2 separate regions of the Homo sapiens genome follow, and region 1 is linked to region 2. A link is an interaction called in ENCODE POLR2A ChIA-PET data of the cell type or tissue named here. Cell type or tissue: OCI-LY7. All regions are shown on one strand. Region 1 has its middle 29 kb from the start of SPNS3. Region 2 overlaps ZZEF1 (zinc finger ZZ-type and EF-hand domain containing 1).

Evidence for each region. ChIA-PET counts read pairs that join two places held together with the same protein. Peaks named below come from ENCODE experiments on the same cell type or tissue, not always from the same donor. Only the 100,000 strongest peaks of a DNase experiment are listed, where the experiment ranks them.
Region 1: POLR2A ChIA-PET joins it to region 2 with 7 read pairs; 4 of 35 experiments call an interaction of 5 or more read pairs at or near these places.

The regions. Positions count from the first base shown.
Region 1 is chr17:4,403,897-4,406,396 of GRCh38, reverse strand. No RefSeq gene overlaps it. Among named protein-coding and RNA genes, the nearest start is that of SPNS3, 29 kb to the left of the region's middle. In OCI-LY7, no CTCF peak of the experiment used is centred here; a DNase peak (open chromatin) is centred at 1,046; H3K4me3 peaks cover 624 bases; H3K27ac peaks cover 713 bases.
Region 2 is chr17:4,125,703-4,128,202 of GRCh38, reverse strand. All of the region lies in intron 1 of ZZEF1 (zinc finger ZZ-type and EF-hand domain containing 1), which reads left to right. Among named protein-coding and RNA genes, the nearest start is that of ZZEF1, 16 kb to the left of the region's middle. RefSeq lists enhancers at 1,086-1,135, 1,536-1,625. In OCI-LY7, no CTCF peak of the experiment used is centred here; a DNase peak (open chromatin) is centred at 1,542; H3K27ac peaks cover 386 bases.

The DNA of each region.
Region 1 (2,500 bases), 280 kb before region 2:
TGGAGGCTGAGACAGGAGAATTGCTTGAATCTGGGAGGCGGAGGTTGCAGTAAGCCGAGATTGCGCCATTGCACTCCAACCTGGGCAACAGAGCGAAACTCCATCTCAAAACAACAAACAAACAAACAAAAAACAAAACTCAGTCTAATTCTGCCCGCAGTTTTGTCCTGAGCTATTAATTATAAATGGCTTCTCTCTGCCTCAGCTTTTCTGAATTCCTTCCCTAATTCTGTCCCCATAAGCATGAGAACTTCTTCCAGCCTGGGTCCCACTAGTGGTCCTAGACAAACCCAGAAACCAGCTCCTGGGATGTGGTCTGGGCCTGGTCAAGGTTAATGGGATACAAGCTAATTATTGGGTGAGTGGGAATCATGGTCAAGGAGGGAGCCAAAGCCAGGGGCAGGCTATCAGTAGGAGTCAGGCCAGGCGCTGGGCAGGGAGTACAGAAGGTGAAGCCAGTGGTTCAGGAAGGGACACGGGAGACCAATGGAAGGGTCCTCCACCCCGCTGCCTGCAGGCATGGTCACTGCACAGAGGCTGTGGGAGGCCATGGCGTGGTCTGGCCCAAGTAGATGGACATGCATCTACATAACCCCAGTGTCCACCGACAACCAGCTGACCCCATCACTCAAAAAGAATGGCATTGATTTTCTTGACCCCAAATGCCTCTGCTGGTGGGCAGAGCCCCAGGGAGACACTGAGTTCCCAGGAAGGGAACTGAAGCCAGTGTAGCTCCTGGGATTCCCAACTGCAACCCAACCTCTCCACCCACCTTGTCTCCTGGATTCCCTCCCCTCTCCTCCCCTCTCTTTTCTCTCCCCCAATCTCCCTGCACAGCTCACTACACCCATCGCTGGGCTGGTCAAAGTTCTCCCAGGGGATCTGTTTGCAGCTAGACATATGTGTACCTGTGAGTGATCATGCATGCCCGTGGTGCACACACATCCTCTTGTGTGCTGTATGTGCCTATACACACCCATGTGTGCCTGTACATGCGTGCAGACACCCATGTATGCGCAGATGGGCACGTACACAGTGTATATATGCACTGTGTGAGCCTGTGCGTGTAAGCTCCCCTGTCCCAACTCCCCAAGCCCAGATTAGCTGCCTCTACTGGGCTGACCTTGTCCTGACAGCCCCTTGGGACTGGGGGAGCTGCAGAGCCCTCCTTGCCCTCACCAAGAAACCAGGAGGCCCAGAGCATCCCCACCTTCCTGGAGAAGGTAAGAGGGAGGAACAGGCTGAGCAAAGGTGAGAGAGGAACATGTGGCTCCTCCGGGGAGTGAGTGAGGGCAGAAGAAGGATGTCTGGGGGAAAACATGTTTAAAGAGAAAAACAGTGAGTTAGGTTTAAGAGATGTTTTACATATATATATATAAATATATAAATGTTTATATATAAAAATATACAAATGTTTATATATAGAAATACACAAATGTTTATATATAGAAATATATAAATGTTTATATATAGAAATATATAAATGTTTATATATAGAAATATATAAATGTTTATATATAGAAATATATAAATGTTTATATATATAAACATTTATAAATAAATATAAACATTTATATATATAAATATATAAATATATAAAAATAAATATATAAATATATATAAATATATACATATATACATATATAAATATATACAAATATATATGAATATATATAAATATATACAAATATATATATAAATATATATAAATGTATATATAAATATATATATATATATGTATTTTTTTTTTTTGGAGACATTATTTAGCTCTTGTCGCCCAGGCTGGAGTGCAATGGCACAATCCCGGCTCACTGCAACCCCCACCTCCCAAGTTCAAGCAATTCTCCCGCCTCAGCCTCCCAAGTAGCTGGAACTACAGGCACGTGCCACCACGCCTGGCTAATTTTTGTATTTTTAGTAAAGACAGGATTTCACCGCATTGGCCAGGCTAGTCTCGAACTCCTGACCTCAGATAATCTGCCTGCCTCGGCCTCCTAAAGTGCTGGGATTACAGGCGTGAGCCACCGTACCCGGCCAAGAGATGTTATATTTGGAGGGCTCTTGGGACATCTATGTAGGGAGAAACCTGGAGCAAACTGAGATCTTGGAGCCTTGAAACCCAGGGCAGAGGGGAACTGACCCCAGACCCCAGCTTCAGGAGTGGACACAGAACCAGGGCCTCCCCAGCGTCTGAGACTTAGATTTAGTGTGGGTTTCCCCAAAGTAGACCCTGAAACAAGGACTTGGTTGTGGATAGTTTATTTGGGAGGTAATCCAAGGAAACACAAGTAAGGCAGTGGGGAAACTGAGGCAGGGAAGAAAAGCCGATGAAGCCTGGGCAATTGGTATTTAATCTTACTCTGACCCCTCTGAGGAGTTAAGACTTGAGGGGTTCGCCCCAGAAGAGGAGAAGCCGGTCCGACCAGTAAGAGAACTGCAGAAACAGCTGGGTGCAATGGCTCATGCCTGTAATCCCAGCACTTTGGGAGGCCGAGGCGGG
Region 2 (2,500 bases):
CTAATTTTTTTGTATTTTTAGTAGAGACGGGGTTTCACCATGTTGGGCAGGCTGGTCTCAAATTCCTGGCCTCAAGTGATCTGCTGGCCTCAGCCTCCCGAAGTGCTGGGATTGCAGACGTGAGCCACCGCATCTGGCCTCTCCTAGTTGCTTTTTCTGAGTTTTATGTTAAGGCTTTACTCAAATGTCCCGGTGGCCTGGGCTGTCCACTCATTAAGGAATGGGGGACTAAAAAGCTGGTTGCTCTTTGTGTCTGGCTTGTCAACTGGTGGACTCACAGCGAGATGAACTGGCTGGCCCTTTCGTTGGGAGATCCCCAGTGTTGGCGGCTATAGGTGCGTTCCCTGAGTTTACCAGGTTCCCCAGAGAATACTTTTCCAGTCATTTGCCTGAAGGGTATGAGGCTATGGGGCTAGCTGCCAGCATTCTGGGAAACCTGGGGGAAGATTGAGTCTTACACATTGAGCAAGTAAACATCAGTGTCCCTATTCTCAGTGTGGTATTCTCACTTTCAGTTGTGCCTGGTATTTTCTAGTCCACACGCCATACTGCTCTCGAGAGAATACACCCCCAGATTTCTGCCAAGATTGGGAAGGGGGATCTGGCTTTTTTTTTAATAGGAAAGTTTTAAACATAAGAAAGTAGAAATAAGAGTAGAATTAGCTAGTTTCAACAATTACCAGCTTAAGGCCAATTTAATTTGTTCTAAACCGCCCCCTGCTTTTTCCTTCCCCTATCCATATTATTTTGAAGTGAATCTTGACATCATATCATTTCATCCATAAATATTTCATTATGTATCTCTACAAAATAACACTTTAAAAAACACATGCAACACTGCTGTCGCCCTTTTCTCCTCAAAGCAAAACACAAAGTCCAGTTTCTCCTTAAGATCATTTAGAGCTGGGCATCGTAACTTGCCTATAATCTCAACTCTTTGGGAGGCCGAGGTGGGAAAATCTCTTGAAGGCAGAAGTTTGAGACCAGCCTAGGCAGCAAAGTGTGAGACCCCCTCTCTACAGAAAAATTAAAGGATCAGCCAGGTGTGAAACGCCTGTAGTCCCAGCTACTTGGGAGGCTGAGGCAGGAGCATCTCTTGAGCCCAGGAGTTTGAGGTTACAGTGAGCTGATCGCACTACTGCACTCCAACCTTGGTGACAGAGCAAGATTGTTTTCTCAAAAAAAAAAAAAAAATCCAGTCAGTTCTGCTTTTTGTTTTGTTTTGTGTTTGTTGTTGAGACAGACTCTCGCTCTAGCACCCAGGCTGGAGTGCAGTGTTATAATTTTGGCTCACTGCAACCTCCACCTCCTGGGTTCAAGTGATTCTCGTGCCTCAGCCTCTGGAGTAGCTGGAATTACAGGTGTGTGCCATGATGCCCAGCTAATGTTTTGTAGTTTTAGTAGATACGGAGTTTTGCTGGCTTGGCCAGGCTGGTCTTGAACTCCTGGCCTGAAGTGATCCACCCTTTTGGGAGGCACTTTGGCCTCCCAAGGTGCTGGAATTATAGACATGAGCCAGCACACCTGGCCCAGTTCTGCTTTTTAAAATAGGCTTTTTACCACTTACATCCACTTTCCACAGCACCTGTTATTACCAGCCCCTAAGTCTTTTTGGGCCTGCAGCATGGGACAGCTTCCTTCTCAGCCTTGCCTACCCAGATTAGAATTCCACCTTCTTGGATCAACCAACCAGGTACTACTTATCCATCTGTTTCCAAGCTTCCAAAATTTTGTAGCTGTTGCATCTTGTATTCTTTGTCTGTGTGCTTAAAACACACACACCCCAGATCTCTTGATAATATTGTCTTAGTGGGTTTTGGGAGGGAACAGAGGTAAATGCGTTTGTTTAGTATGACTTTTTTGAACTATGAGTACTCCCGATGACTGGTTGTCCAGACGCTGCTCTGAAGCCTTGAGGGATAGGGTGTAGGCATTTTTTCCCAGAGCCTCCTAACTCTTTTTTTTTTTTTTTTTTTTGAGACGGAGTCTTGCTCTCTGTCACCCAGGCTGGAGTGCAGTGTGTGATCTCAGCGCACTGCAGCCTCTGCCTCCTGGGTTCAAGCAATTCTCTGCCTCAGCCTCCCAAGTAGCTGGGATTACAGGTGCCTGCCACCATGCCTGGCTAATTTTTTGTATTTTTAGTAGAGACGGGGTTTCACCATCTTTGCCAGGCTGGTCTTGAACTCCTGACCTCATGATTCACCCACCTCGGCCTCCCAAAGTGCTGGGATTACAGGTGTGAACCACCGCGCCCGGCCTCCTAACCCATCTTTATGCCCATGACAACAGACAGGTCCACTTTTATCATGAGCATTTCCCTCTGTCTTCTATCCAATGACATTAATTTTAACTGCTGCTTCCCTCCTTCCCATTATAGCTCATCAGGACTGTGTGACTCCCAGGCCTCTTTTCTCTGCACTTAAGATTCCCCCAACAGGGCACAGTTTCTAGTCTTCTTTCTGTCATGGTTTCTGTCCTCTGATCTCTTCCATTCATTTCT